4 separate regions of the Homo sapiens genome follow, and all the other regions are linked to region 4. A link is a contact called in ENCODE Hi-C or POLR2A ChIA-PET data. All regions are on one chromosome and are shown on one strand. The core of a region is the stretch at or near the end of the contact, and the rest is flanking DNA. Distances in the headings are between cores, read along the strand shown. Region 1 holds the start of PPP1R18 (protein phosphatase 1 regulatory subunit 18). Region 2 holds the start of MDC1 (mediator of DNA damage checkpoint 1). Region 3 holds the start of GTF2H4 (general transcription factor IIH subunit 4). Region 4 holds the start of BAG6 (BAG cochaperone 6).

Region 1 (3,604 bases), core at 1,020-3,519, 970 kb before region 4:
TTCTAAGAAGTCTGGCTTGGCTGCTTCCCTACCTGTTTGTGGTGTCTTTCGGGGGACCCCTTGGCAAGGCAGCTGCGGCTGAGACGGAGGTAGCCCCCCAGAACCAAGATCTCCTCGGCAGTTGGGTACCGCTTCTTCCCAGCCCCCGGGACTGCAGCATCAACTGTGGCTGGAGAGGTTGGGGTGGCTGGGGTCGCAGGGGGCACAGACCGCCGGGGGTTGACGGTGAAGGTGTGTCCACTGCGGCGGGGGGCCCCCACCCCTGGCCCTGCCTTCACCCCATAGAACAGGCGGCTCATGAGGGGATCCCCAGGAGGTTGGGGGGCAGTTGGGGCTGGGGGTGGGGGAGACAGAGGGGCTGGTGGTGGGGGCTGGAGCTCCACTGCTTCCTCTTCCTGCTGTCTCAGGCCTCCAGTCCCAGCGTCCTCTGGTGGGAGGGGGGAGGGCACAGAGCAGCAGTTCTGCAGGGCTCTCAGAGGCCTGCCCTGAGCCCCCGCCTCCTCCTTCTCAGCCTCCCCTTCTCCAGCCTCCACACCGGGAGATTCCAGAAGCTTCTCTGCTGACTCTGGAGGTTCTGGTTTCTGAGTTTGAGCCTCTATGTCCCTGGGTGTCCATTCTCGAGCCTTCCCGGAGTTCAGGGTCCATTTCCACCCTTCTGTTGGCTTCATGCCCCTCTCGCCATCTTCCACAGGCCTCTGCTCTGCTGCCTCCACTCCTGCGGAACTGTTGCCTTGGGCCTCCCTTGTCAGGGTCTCGGACAGCTCTGCAGTCTCTTTTGGAGCTACCCCTGGAACTGGCCACTCTTCTTTTCTCCCACATTCTTCCGAGTAGTCTTGTCTTTCTTCTCCTGACCTCAGCCTCCACTCTGTTGCCTCCAGTTGTACCAAACTCTGTTCCTGAGACTCTCTGGAGTCAGGTCTCCATTTATGGGCCTCTGTCAGGCCCAACTTCTGGTAGGCAGATTCCCCTGGGCTCAGTCTACTTTCCACCTCTTTTCTCCTGGGGCTTTGCTCTCGAGACTCTGCTAGTCTCAGACTCCGCTCTGGAGTTTCTCCAGGACTCAGCCTCCATTTCCATGCCTCTGACAGTCGGGAGCTCCTGTCTCCCACCTCTCCTGGGCTTTGCCTCCAGTCCCGAGCCTCCAGAGGCCTCAGGCTCAACTCTTGGGCTCCCCCTATCCCCAGCCTCCTCTCTCTGGTCTCCCTCGGACTTAGTCTCTCTTCTCTTGACTCTCTTCCCTTGGGGCTCTGATCCCGCATCTCCCCAGGGCTGGGTCTCCGCTCCCGGGCCTCCAGAGGCCCAGGCTTTCTCTCTGCTAGCAGCTCTTCACTCCGTTGTTGTTGCTGCTGCTGCTGCTGCCGCTCCTGCCGGATGAATCGGTTCTGGTGCACTGGCCCGATGGCCTCCAGAAGGACCGCAGACTCATCCGGGTCTGGAGGTCCAGCCTCTACAGTCCCTAGCACAGGGCTAGGCTCCCCAGGGGACAGCCCAAGCTTGGCCCGGCGGCGCTCCAGGAGCCCTCGTTTCCAGGCTGGCATCTGGGACAGGCGCTCCCGTTCTGCTTTCTCTCGGCCTCGAACGGACGCCTCCTCCTGCCGGCGCCGGGCTAGCAGCTGTAGCTTCCAGTCTGGGATGGTGGCCATGGTCGTCTTGAGGTGAGGGTAGGGAGCACTGGGGACAGAGAACAGGAAGGAGAGGCTCCAGAGAGTGAGACAGCCCGGGGGTGAGACTGAGGGTGGGAGGAGAGGAAGTGGAGGGGGAGAGGTGGGACACAAAGCAGGGCAGAGGGGCTAAGGATGAGGACAGAGGGAAAGACGGAAGGCAGAGAACTGGGGAAATGGAAAAAGTGAAGAGAAGTTGTGAGCCCAAGTTGGGGGTGGTGGGGGTGATGTGAGAGGAAGAGTCCGGATTGGAGGCAATGAGGGCAGGAGCCAGATGTGGCAGCACAGGGTTAATGCGTATTAAAGACCGTCTCTAGGATGTGAGAAAGAGAGAGAAGGGCGAAAAGGAAAGTTGGCGTGAGGGAGAAGAGAGAAATGTGGCAGGGGTGAGGGGAACCTGGGTGCAGGCCAGGCTGCCTCAGCGATACCCCAGGGAGGCTAGTGTGGGAAGGAAGGACCAGGAATCCCTGAAAGGACCAGGAGGCAACGGGACCTGAGGGGGTGTTGGGGAGGCAAGGAGGGGCGGAGAGCGAACAGGTCTAGAGGAGAAGGGAAACCAGGGAAGAGGGGAAAGGAGGGCGGCGGCAGCAGCCGGGCGCGTCTCAGCGCGGGCCCCAAAGGTCCCGGCTCCGCTTCCAGCACCGCTCGGGCCACGCCTCTCCCCAGCCCCCACCCCTCTGCCCCGCACTCCGCCCCCGAGGCGGGTCGGGGGAAATAGCCACCCCCGAGACTTTCGGAACCCGGGCGTCAGGGCTGCCAGCGCGTTCCCAGAACCCTGGCGTCCACCCCCACCCTGTCCTGTCACCACCGCCTGCCTCCCCCACCGACTGCCCCACGCGACCCCAGAGTGCCAAGGGCCGGCTCCATGTCTCTTCTCCCCGGCGCCTGCAAGTCCTGCGCCCCGTCCCCGCTCTCATGAAGCCGTGACAGAGCCGGCCGTCTCCACCCCGCTGTAGCCGCACAGACTGACAATCTCGGCACAAAGAGGAGACAGCCAAGGTCCGGGCCAGGGACGGGAGCAAGGACAGGGGCGAGGAGACACCCACTCCCCAAGTCTGAGCCCCTCAGTCAACTCACAGGCCGCGGGACCCCCGGGGGAGGGGGTGCGGAGGAGCCGGGCGTCCAGAGAGAGGAAGAGGAGGAGAGAGGGACCGAGGGAGATCCGGAGACTGGAGGGAGGGGAGGAGGGAGGGAGAGGAGGAGGGAAAGAGGCAGCAAAGGAGGAGGGACGGAGACAGAGACCAGGGGGCCGGGCGGGGGCGGCGACCGCTTTGTCTAAGGACAATGAGGAGAGGGAAGGGGGCGCAGGGCGGAGCCGAGGAGAGGGCGGGGCCTAGATCCCTCCCACCCCGCGTGGGACTCGCTGCGGGACTGCCCTCTTCTCGCCCCAACCACTGGTCCTCCGCTCTGTCCCCAGGGGCCCTCACCAGCTTCCCGCCCGGACACGCCAGGTGTCCAGATCCCTTCCCCCAGCTCGCCGACCCAGGGCGGTGGCCCGTGACTCAGGCCCCTCGTGGGACTTTGGGAGGAAGCGGCAGCTGCTCCGAGCGGGGCCCGCCCTTCCCATCTCCTGCCGCTCCTCCCTACGCTTTTGCCTTCTCATCTGGGTCTGTAGGTCCAGCCTCTGAAGTCCTTTGTTTTGCGGGGTCGAGGGCAGCCGCCAGGCTGTGGGGGGCTTTGTGGATGGGCGGCAGGAGAGGCGCTCAGAAGCCAGAGGTTTTGGATGCTCCCTCCCCTACCAGAGCTGCTGCCCCGACTCTTTCTAGCTTCAACCTGTCTCCCTTGGGTCTACAGGTCGGCTGCCGGGAAAAAGGGGATTTGAAGGAATGGGAATGGGGACCCGGCCGCTCTGGCAAAGTGGGGGCGGGTCTGCGGGGGTGGCCGAACCCCAGCGGTTGCCAGAGGGCGTGGTGGCTGCCCAGACTCCAGTTCGGTGCTCCCAG
Region 2 (3,393 bases), core at 446-2,945, 940 kb before region 4:
ACCTTGGCCTCCCAAAGTGCTGGGATTACAGGCGTGAGCCACTGCGCCCCGTTGTTTTTCTTTCTTTTTTAGCCCATGCTTTTTATACTTTTACCAGACCACCTCAGTTTGATCAGATGCAACTGCAAAAAATGATAATAAAAGATGACATATATAGAAGCTTCCTATGTGTCAAGCACTGTTCTAATTACTTTATATCGACTCTGACTCATTTAATCTTCACAAGAACCTTGTAAAGTAGTATTACTATCTTCCATTTCTTCAGATAAAGAAACTGCAACATAGCTGGGTTAAGATTTTCAGATCTCCTTGAAACATACATAAGCATATATAAGGTTAAGACTTGCCCCAAATCACTCAGATGTCTCTCCTCTAAAATCTTGATGGTTTTTCGTGCACACAGAATAAAATCTAAACTCCTTAGCGAGACCCTCCATGATCTGAACTTCACATCTTGTAACGCCTACCCCTCGCCCGCAAAAGCCTATGGTTCAGCCAGACATTTTCCCCAGTCTTCGAACACACTGTTCTTGTCTTCCCACATCTTCATGCCTTAGCCCAATTCCTTGGCTTTTTCCCACCTAGTTTTCTGGTCCAACTTCTACCATCCTTTAAGATTCAGTTCAAATGTCACTTTCTTTCTTTTTTTTTTTTTTGAGATGGAATCTCGCTCTGTCGTCCAGGCTGGACTGCAGTGGTGCTATCTTGGCTCACTGCAACCTCTGCCTCCAGGCTTCAAGCGATTCTCCTGCCTCAGCCTCCCGAGCAGCTGGGATTACAGGCGCCCGGCATCACGCCTGGCTAATTTTTGTATTTTTAGTAGAGACGGGGTTTCACCACGGTCTCGAGCTCCTGACCTCAGGTGATCCGCCCACCTTGGCCACCCAAAGTGTTGGGATTACAGCAGTGAGCAACCGCGCCCGGCCTCAAATGTCACTTTCTCAGCAAACCCTTTCCTGGCGTGTTCCCTGCCTTCTCGTGTTCCTGGTGTATCCTGCCTGTTCCACAGTGGTCAATGGATTTGTGCTTACTCTAAGATCTCTCGCTATATTGTAACCATTACTTTCCATTTCTGCCTTCACACTCACCCACCTCCAGGACTGGATTAGGGGAACCGTGTCTTTCCCCTAGGGTCCATCATATTCATTCAATGGTTATGGTATACCTGTTTGAAGTATTTGGTATACATCTGTGAACCAAACATGAAATCGACCCTGCCCTCGGGAAGGCTCATCACCGAGCCTACTGATGAAGGAACAAATGAGATGGAAAGAAAATAGCATAAATGGAATTCACCTGAAAATATGCCACTCTAGAGGGAAACTGTTGACAGGTAGGGAAAGTAGGATGCCCCATGGATAAAGTGTCAACTCCGTCTTTATGACAGGCCAACTCAGCGGGTGCCCACCACGCTTGGCTCCAATTCAAAGAGCCACCATCTTTGGTCCCCACCTCAGTGGGTTCCCTTGTGGCCCGACGTCTCCCTGTGTCTTCATACCTAAACTCGGAGCGGGGCGCCAGGTAAGGATGAGTATTACAGTCCGAGAAGCGAACTTCCAAGTCACCTCCGCCCAGTCGCACCCAAGGTACGCCCCTCCCGCCTTCTGGGGGAACCAAGATGGCTCCCGGGGAGCCGTGGGCCAGGCCCCTAGAACTCACCTACTTTAAGTCCCCGCGCGCGCCACCAGTAACGGTCGCGACCCAGGTGGAGCGACTGCGTGTGCCGAAAAAGAGCTTATTTGCTGATTGGCTTCTGCCGCTGTCTTTCACAACCGCAGCCAGTCGAGCGGAGGCACACCCAAAGCCCCGCCCCCTTAGAGTTCAAATAGGTGGTGTCTCCCAGGCTGCTGAGATCAGTTAATGAGACGGTAATTGAAGGCCGCCGTGCGCCAACAGAATAATGCACGTCGATTGGGCAGCTCCAAGGGACAACCCACTACCGCTTGCCCGCCCACCACCCACTTCCCGCGCAGTTCCAAACCGCGACCAGAGAGTCTGGCGCCAGCTGCCGGCAACGGATAGAGGGGCTGTGTCATAGACGTCCGACGTGTCTGGTAAGGCCAGAGCGCCTTTCCTCGGTCCTCCTAGACATGGTGTCCGCTGACTCATGAGAAATGAAAGTGGGTTGCGCGTTGCAGTCGTGGCTGGAGGCTGCAGTTTGGAGAACAGCCCGTAGGCGTGGCAGTTCACTCCTGTTGCATTGGAATTTCATTTCCTTTTGATTTGGTTTGTAGTAGAAGTAATATCTTTCTTCCTGGGAATACGTCTCTGACGGACATTTTGAGGTCATTTTCTTAAATCCAAGATCCTAAAGATCTGTAGTCGAACAGAGAAAACTGGTTTGCTCTCTGTCTTAAAGGCTGTCCCCACCTTTCGAGGGGCGAGGGAAGGATCATAAAATCATTTATTTTTATTTTTTAATTAACTAATTTATCTATTTTTTGAGATGGAGTTTTGCTCTTGTTGCCCAGGCTGGAGTGCAATGGCGCGATCTCGACTCACCGCAACCTCTGCCTCCCAGGTTCAAGCGATTCTCCTGCCTCAACCTCCCAAGTAGCTGGGATTACAGGCATGCGCCACCACGCCCAGCTTATTTTTGTATTTTTAGTAGAGACGTGGTTTCTCCATGTTGGTCAGGCTGGTCTCGAACTTCTGACCTCAGGTGATCCGCCCGCCTCGGCCTCTCAAAGTGGTGGGATTACAGGCGTAAACCACCGCATGCGGCCATCTATATTTTATTTTTTGAGACGGACTTTCGCTCTTGTTGCCTAGGCTGGAGTGCAATGGCGCGATCTCGACTCACCGCAACCTCCGCCTTCTGGGTTCAAGCAATTCTCCTGTCTCAGCCTCCCGAGTAGCTGGGATTACAGGCATGCGCTACCACGCCCGGCTAATTTTGTATTTTTAGTAGAGACGGGGTTTCTCCATGTTGGTCAGTCTGGTCTCAAACTCCGGACCTCAGGTGATTCTCCCGCCTGGGCCTCCCAATGTGCTGGGATTACAGGCGTAAGCCACTGCGCCCGGCCTATTTTATCTCACAATAAGACATGAAGAAAATGGTAACTATAACACTTGCATAATTCATAAAGTCCTTTCTGTTGGTTATCTCAATTCTGTGCACAACAGTCAAATAAGCAGATTTTACAAACGAGGAGCTGGAGCCCTGCAAAGTTAAAGGACTTTCCTAGGATCCTACAGCTAATATAGAGACAAATTGAAACAAGTTATCTGATTGTGTATTTTGAGTTATTTCTACTCCCACAAAATGACTGTGTTCATTTCCCTAAAACGTAAAGCATTATATTTTAAGTGGGTAGAGAGGGCTTACACAAGTTGATGTTCCCTCATTTAGAAGGCAACTTAGAAATACATTGATCTGCCCAGCGCGGTGGC
Region 3 (3,368 bases), core at 869-3,368, 740 kb before region 4:
ATCCTTCTACCTCAGCCTCTTGAGCAGCTGGGACCGCAGGAGAGCACACCACTACACCTAGCTAATTTTTGTTTTGTTTTGTTTTTGTAGCGATAGAGTTTCTGTATAATGCCCAGGCTGGTCTGGAACTCCTGAGCTAAAATGATCCACCTTCTTTGGCCTCCCAAAGTGTTGGGATTACAGGCCTGAGCCACCCCGCCAGGCCTCTTTCTTTTCTTTTTCTTTTCTTCTTCTTTTTTTTTTTTTAAGCTGCTCCTTGCTGAGCAGGGCTAACTAGTAAGCAGTGGTCTGTCCCAATCTTTCTATTATGTTTCTTTTTCTTATTGCTTTGTAACAGCTTTTTGTATTTTGTTTATTTCATCAACCATTTCTTCCTAGATTGTAAATTGTCTTTCAACCTTACCTAAAGTTTGCCATAAAGAAGCTCTGTCAATTTTTAGCTTTTCTTTGAAGATTTTAAAACATTAATTGCTAAAAAGACAGGGACAACAGAAAACATGGGTGGGCTACAAAGTATAAAAAGTCTTGCATAGTCATTACCATTTTGATCCCTGGTTGCTTGCAAATGTGCTTCAAATCCCAGCTTGGGCACTTCCTGTCTGATTGTAGGGATTTTTTTTTTAATTTTTTTTTTTTTAGAGATGGGCATCTCAGGTTGGGCTCAGTGGCTCATGCCTGTAATCCCAACACTTTGGGAAGCTGAGGCAGGTGGGTCACCTGAGGTCAGGAGTTTGAGACTAGCCTGGCCAACATGTTGAAACCCTATCTCTACTAAAAATACCAGAATTAGCCGGGCGTGGTGGCACACACCTGTAGTCCCAGCTACTTGGGAGGCTGAGGTAAGAGAATCGCTTGAACCCGGGAGGCTGAGGTTGCCGTGAGCTGAGATCATGCAACTGCACTCCAGCCTGGGTGACAGAGTGAGAGACTCCGTTTCAAAAAAAAAAAAAAAAGAGAGAGAGAAATGGGGGTCTCCCTCTGTCACCCAGGCTGGTGCGATCATAGCTCACTGTAGCCTCAAACTCCTAGTCTCAAGCGATCCTCCTGCCTCAGCCTCCCAAGTAGCTGGGGGTCACAGCTCTGAGCCACCTCGCCAGGCTGCAGGCAAATTTCTTAATCTTGCCGGGCTCCAGTCTTCCAGTCTATAAGGTGGGAATAACAAAATTTGCATATAGGAATTTGGGGAAACGTGTAGTTCTGGGTTTGGGTGAAGACCTCCACTTTTGTAGTAGGTTCATAAATCAAATCAGAGCAAATAGTTGGTGTCTTAAAAACTGTATTTATCTGGGTCTTCTAAGTAAACGGTTTGAGGAGTGGTGGAGGCAGAAATTAAGATTTACTGAGTACTTAGGGTCAAGTAAGGTGCACTGGATCGTGTTAATCGTTAACTCGTGGAAACCGCCCAGAGTGTGTACGCTTTCTTTCTTTTCTTTCCTTTTCTTTTTTTTTGAGACGGAGTTTCACTCTTGTCGCCCAGGCTGGCGTGTAATGGCATGGTCCTGGCTCACTGCAACTCCGCCTCCAGGGTTCAAGCGATTCACCTGCCTCAGCCTCCAGAGTAGCTGGGATTACAGGTGCCCACCACCACGCCCGGCTAATTTTTGTATTTTTAGTAAAGACGGGGGTTTCACCATGTTGGCCAGGATGGTCTCGAACTCCTGACCTCGGGTGATTCGCCGCCTCGGCCTCCCAAAGTGCTAGGATTACAGGCGTGAGTCACCGCGCCCGGCCTGGAGTGTGTATTATCCCAATTTTATGGGGAGTAATTGTGCTCACTCGGCTCACCACCAAGTCGCCAGAGCGCGCCTCCGCAAGGAAGCCCTCCAGGCACTTCTACTTTCCCGGACCCGCCTCCCGCTCCAGCCGGTTACACGCGCCGTTAGCAGCGTGGGCGGAGTTGGTTCTGCCTTCGCGGAACCAACTGGTCCAGCTTCTGGTGTCTCCCCTCGCTCAATTAAAAGCCAGCTCCTCTCCTTTCGGCTTCCCCACGGTGCCTTTCGGGATTTGTAGTCAGACGCGCTTCAGCCGGCTCTAAGGAGAGCAAAGGCAAGACTCCAATTCCCAGCATCCCCCGCGCCCGGAGAGTGCAGCGTCTATTCTCATCCTCTTCACTTTTCCACTCCTCCCCTTACCTCCCTTCTCTTCTGAATTCTCCATTCTGGGCTCTTGCCTGTGAAATCTTTCTTTGCTTTCCCCATCTTTTCCTCGCATTTTTTCACCATCTTTCCCTCAATCTCCAGGAGCCAATGCGAGACTTTGGCTCCGATTAAGCGACGGCCCGAGACTCGGGGTGCGCGAGGAGGATCGACAGAGTGGTGAGGGGACCTAGGAGGGCGGGAGTGGCAGAGGTATGAGAGAGAGAGAGGTGAGTGGGAGGCGAAGAGTGAGAGGAAGGCAGGGAGAAGCTAGGAGATCGGAAGGCGTGGGTCAGGGTGAATGACGTGAAGTAGACTTGGGAAGGGAAAAGAGGTGGCTTTAGATTTGGGAAGCATGGAGGGGAGAGGTTACCGCCGTACTTAGCAGAAGTGGGCTAAGAGATAGAAGATAGGAAGGACGGGCAGATTTGGAGCTTGTAGACTGGTCTGACCAGGATGGGATGGAAGAGAGAGGTGTGGGCTCAATTTTCTTTGTCCCTGTTTAGCCAAAGATGAGACAAGTCATTGAAATACAAAATGATCTTGCAAACACTGGACAGTTAACAATTCTGTCACTTGGTAATTGAGGGAAGACTGGAGTTGAAGGGCAGAAATAGGGTGAGGAGGCAAGAAAGGGAGGGAGATTGGTCAGGTTTGGGAGAAACCAGAGGAGATGAGTGACATGGGAAAGGAGACCACAGAAAAGGTGGGGTTATTGTGGGGACTGATGGATCTGGAATCAGTTAGAAAGGTCAGGGGTGACACTGGCATGGATGGTGAGGTTGCACTTCTGACGTTTGCATTCCTCAGGTGATGGAGAGCACCCCTTCAAGGGGACTGAACCGAGTACACCTACAATGCAGGAATCTGCAGGAATTCTTAGGGGGCCTGAGCCCTGGGGTATTGGACCGATTGTATGGGCACCCTGCCACATGTCTGGCTGTCTTCAGGTGAGAAGCCCCTTCATGGCAGGGAAATGTAATGGGGTCTGCGGAGTGGAATAAAATATCATAGGTAAAAGTGTAGCAGCCTGGAGTCGGGGTGGGGACTGGGGGCAAGGGTTGGAAATTGCTCTAAAGTGTGGAGGCCAAAACAGCAGGACTGGTAAAGTTGTGCTGGAGTGAGATGAGATGTTTGAGAGGTAATTGAGGGCAGAGATGCAGATACAATGCAGCTTCTGATACTAACCTTTGACCTCTGTTCCTGTACAGGGAGCTCCCATCCTTGGCTAAG
Region 4 (3,481 bases), core at 856-3,355:
TCAGGAGGCTGAGGCAGGAAAATTGCTTGAACCCAGGAGGCAGAGGTTGCAGTGAGCTGAGATTGCGCCCCAGCCCTCCATCCTGGGCAACAAGAGCAAAACTCCATCTCAAAAAAAAAAAAAAAAGCAAAAAGAGAAATATTTTTCCTAACTACAAACTGACTCTTGGGAAGTACCAGAGTATTTATATACATCTAATCACAAGTCTATATATGGCTTTCTTATATCCAGGTAATATCACATTTTAGAAAACCATGGACCACCCCACATGCAATTTGTCTCCAAGTATTACAGGAGTAAAGACACAGATAGCTATGTCCAAGGCTTTAAGCTCAAGAGACTCAAGCTATGCCATAAAAATTAGTAATTTCACTCAACAGTCTATCAAGGACCTATCTCCATTATGGGTTCTGATTTCTACCCTTTAAGAACACAGCATAGACCTGACCAATGTCTATCAGTAAGACACACTTGCTTAGGGTTCCTGTGCTGTTTCCCTTCCCAAAGGCCAGAGCCATGCCTGTCCCTTTGGGTTGGGGTCCACCCATGATGATGACACACAGATTCTTCCTTCCTCTGTATTTCCCTCTGCATTAAGTTCTATCCATGTGGAGGACAGAACAAAATCAGCCTCACTCACAAAACATCAGAAAACGTTCTACTGGAATACGAACAAAGGGATCAATAAAAATAAAATCTGAGGCCAGGTGCGGTGGCTCATGCCTGTAATACCAGCACTTTGGGAGGCCGAGGAGGGCACATCACCTGAGGTAAGGAGTTCGAGACCAGCCTGACCAACATGGTGAAACCCCGTCTCTACTAAAAATACAAAAATCAGCTGGGTATAGTGGCACACGCCTATAATCCCAGCTACTCAGGAGGCTGAGATAGGAAAATCGCTTGAACCCAAGAGGTGGAAGTTTCAGTGAGTCGAGATCGCGCCACTGCACTCCAGCCTGGAAGACAGGGCGTGACTCCATCTCAAAAAAAAGAAAAAAAAAGAAAATCTGGTGACCAGAAAATCAAGCTCATCTCTCAGGCTAAGGGGCCTAAACGAGGAAAAGCTAAAGGTGTCTTCCAGAACTAGTGAGGTGTCTCACCTGGGCCCCCACAATAAAGGTACGAGTTTGAGAGTCCAAGGTCTTCACCAACACCTCCAAGCTGTCAGGCTCCTCCACAGCGGTACTGGTACTATCATTAGGCTCCATGGCCGACAGGTCTCTAAAGAAGAACGAAGGAAGGAAGGCCCGCTGTTGCCCAGACCAGAGTGTACCCGAAAGACTCCCTAGCATTAATCCCTGCCCCAATACCTAAAAAGTTTCTCCTGCACACACACACATTCACACCTGTCCCCATCCCCCTTCTGATTCCGGGGCACAGGGAGAGAAACACAAAGGGCAGGAGATCGACGGCTTAGGGAGCTGGAGGACGAGAGGTGGGAGGGGCTCCACGACGCCAATCACAATAAGCAGGGAGCCAGTCAGATTAGGAAGGAAGCACGAGACCAGAGACTAGTGTCATCACCGGTCACGGCAGGACAAGCGCCCCAGAGGTCGGAAAATCCTGGGACAACGCGAAAGCGGTGGTCGCCCCACACTCTGCGGAGAAAGTGGTTTCGCGCACGCGCGCCACGCCCATCGAACCCTCCTAACTCACTATAGACCCGAAACGGCACTCACGGGGCGACAGACCTGCTAGCTGACTGCCCGCGTCTACTGCCTTCCCACGGTGTTCCAGCAGAACGGCACAACTAACCCACAGCCAAACACACACACACACACACACACACACACACACACACACACCCACCACCCCGCGGCTCCGCCCCCGACTTCCCCACGGACCGTCACTTCCGGTCTCCCCCAAACCTGCCACCGACGGCCACTTCCGTTTCCCCGATAGTATTTGGGGATCTCGAAGCGATACTTCCGGCTCCCCCCAGGTCCCCAAGCTTTACTTTTGTGGGGCACGACGAGAAAGTCCGCAGCCCCAAACAGTGAGTTTCTGAGGGCGAGTCGGGCCGGGGCCGGCCTAGGTGGGAGGGAGCCGAGCACCCCGAGGAGCCGCCACCGCTGTCGCCCGGGGGACCGTACTACGCCTGCGTGCGTCGCACTACGGATGCGTGGACACTTAAGCATCGCCCCACCCCCTCCCCCCTCTGGCGGCGTTCACGTCTGTGCGCGCGCTTGAGCGCTAGAAGATTGAGGTGGCTACCGTAAATGCCTGAAAAACAGTCACCAGCTGGGACTCTACCACTGCCTCGAGAGGGGCTATGGACGGTCGTATGGACCTTGGACTTTGGAGATGGGGGATTATGCCACATTCATCTATGTTTAAATCTTGGCAGGCTGATAATTTCAGGCGGCACTGTCCTAGCCAGCTAAAACTCTTCTCCACCCTATTGCCCTCGCTGCGCCCTTTCTTCTGTGCCTCCGGAAGTTACTCTTTCAGTAGGCGTTTGGGGGCGGCACTGGTCAATTTTGTTCTCGGTTGCTTGGTTGGGCTAGATTTCGGTTCTGCCGGGTGGGCGTTTTAAGGGCTGTGGGCGTCACATTCGTCGGTGTGTGGCCAAGGGGACATGACACGTTTTAGGAAAAGTAAACGTGCTACTAAGTTGCACGACTTGTCAAGAAAAGAGGCGCTTCCGAGTTTGAGAATTGGGAGCAAATGGAGTCCGAGTGGACAGAAAGACAAGACCCTGACCGTGGGGAATTTAAAGGCCGGCCAGCGTGCTTCCGAAGGCCGGGGGTGGAGGCATTACCGCCTCTCCGTGCCCTCTTCTCTTAACCTGCCCTGGGCCAAGGGCCTCGGCCCCGCGAAACTGCGAGTCCTCCAGAAAGACACATCGCTGTTGGGGTGTCCAACCTTTCTGGGATTCGTAGTTTATACCCAGGTCCTGGTTATATTTTAGTTAAGAGTTCTAATAAGCAGCTGTTTAATGAGCACTTGTGCCAGCCCATATACTACGGGTTTTGTGTATTATTTTAAAAAGCCTTTTAACGAGCTTTTAACATTTTTTAAGTGAGTACACTTAGACGAACATAAGTGTCAGAATTGACAAATCCAGGCCTACAGGACTCCAGATCGAGCACTTGTACTTTACTGCCCCAATAAAAAGCTGTTAACATTTTAGCTTATTTTTTTGAGAGAGGGTCTCGCTTTGTCGCCCAGGCTGGAGTGCAGTGGCGCAATCACAACTCACTGTAGCCTCTGCCTCCCGAGCCCAACCGATCTTCCCACCTCAGCCTCCCTAGTAGGGACCACAGATGCACACCACCACACCTGGCTAATTTTATTTTTATAGAGATGGGGTCTTGCTATGTTGCCCAGCCTGGTCTTGCAGACTTGGCCTCCCAAAGTGCTGGGATTATAGGTGTGAGCTACTGTGCCTAACCACATTTTAGCTTTTTATTACAAAAATTTTCGGCCGGGCGCAGTGACTCACACTTGGGAGGATGAGGCGGGTGGATCACGAGGTCAG

What was found. Hi-C counts contacts between places; a loop is a spot of excess contacts on that map. ChIA-PET counts read pairs that join two places held with the same protein, here RNA polymerase II (POLR2A). Pooled maps may share reads with other maps.
Region 1: a pooled map shows a loop between it and region 4 (5-fold over the local background). The contact joins the promoter of PPP1R18 here to the promoter of BAG6 in region 4. A Hi-C loop is called at or near these places in 1 of 37 single-sample maps with no recorded cell type and 6 of 50 pooled maps. POLR2A ChIA-PET finds 5 or more read pairs at or near these places in 2 of 52 experiments (Panc1 and activated T-cell).
Region 2: a loop to region 4 is called in a map with no recorded cell type, with 12 times the contacts of the local background. The contact joins the promoter of MDC1 here to the promoter of BAG6 in region 4. A Hi-C loop is called at or near these places in 1 of 168 maps with a recorded cell type or tissue (natural killer cell), 3 of 37 single-sample maps with no recorded cell type and 12 of 50 pooled maps. POLR2A ChIA-PET finds 5 or more read pairs at or near these places in 1 of 52 experiments (B cell).
Region 3: a pooled map shows a loop between it and region 4 (10-fold over the local background). The contact joins the promoter of GTF2H4 here to the promoter of BAG6 in region 4. A Hi-C loop is called at or near these places in 1 of 37 single-sample maps with no recorded cell type and 6 of 50 pooled maps. POLR2A ChIA-PET finds 5 or more read pairs at or near these places in 1 of 52 experiments (B cell).

The regions. Positions count from the first base shown.
Region 1 is chr6:30,684,376-30,687,979 of GRCh38, forward strand. PPP1R18 (protein phosphatase 1 regulatory subunit 18) reads right to left here and starts at 2,270. Exons shown (of 3, transcript NM_133471.4): 1 at 33-2,270. The coding sequence starts at 1,643.
Region 2 is chr6:30,715,586-30,718,978 of GRCh38, forward strand. MDC1 (mediator of DNA damage checkpoint 1) reads right to left here and starts at 1,696. Exons shown (of 15, transcript NM_014641.3): 1 at 1,660-1,696. RefSeq lists enhancers at 345-1,092, 1,841-2,588.
Region 3 is chr6:30,906,089-30,909,456 of GRCh38, forward strand. GTF2H4 (general transcription factor IIH subunit 4) reads left to right here and starts at 2,119. Exons shown (of 14, transcript NM_001517.5): 1 at 2,119-2,315; 2 at 2,946-3,085; 3 at 3,347-3,368. The coding sequence starts at 2,949.
Region 4 is chr6:31,650,556-31,654,036 of GRCh38, forward strand. BAG6 (BAG cochaperone 6) reads right to left here and starts at 2,106. Exons shown (of 26, transcript NM_001387994.1): 1 at 1,869-2,106; 2 at 1,101-1,221. The coding sequence starts at 1,208. It also overlaps a transcript of APOM not described here. RefSeq lists enhancers at 975-1,554, 1,555-2,134, 2,135-2,714.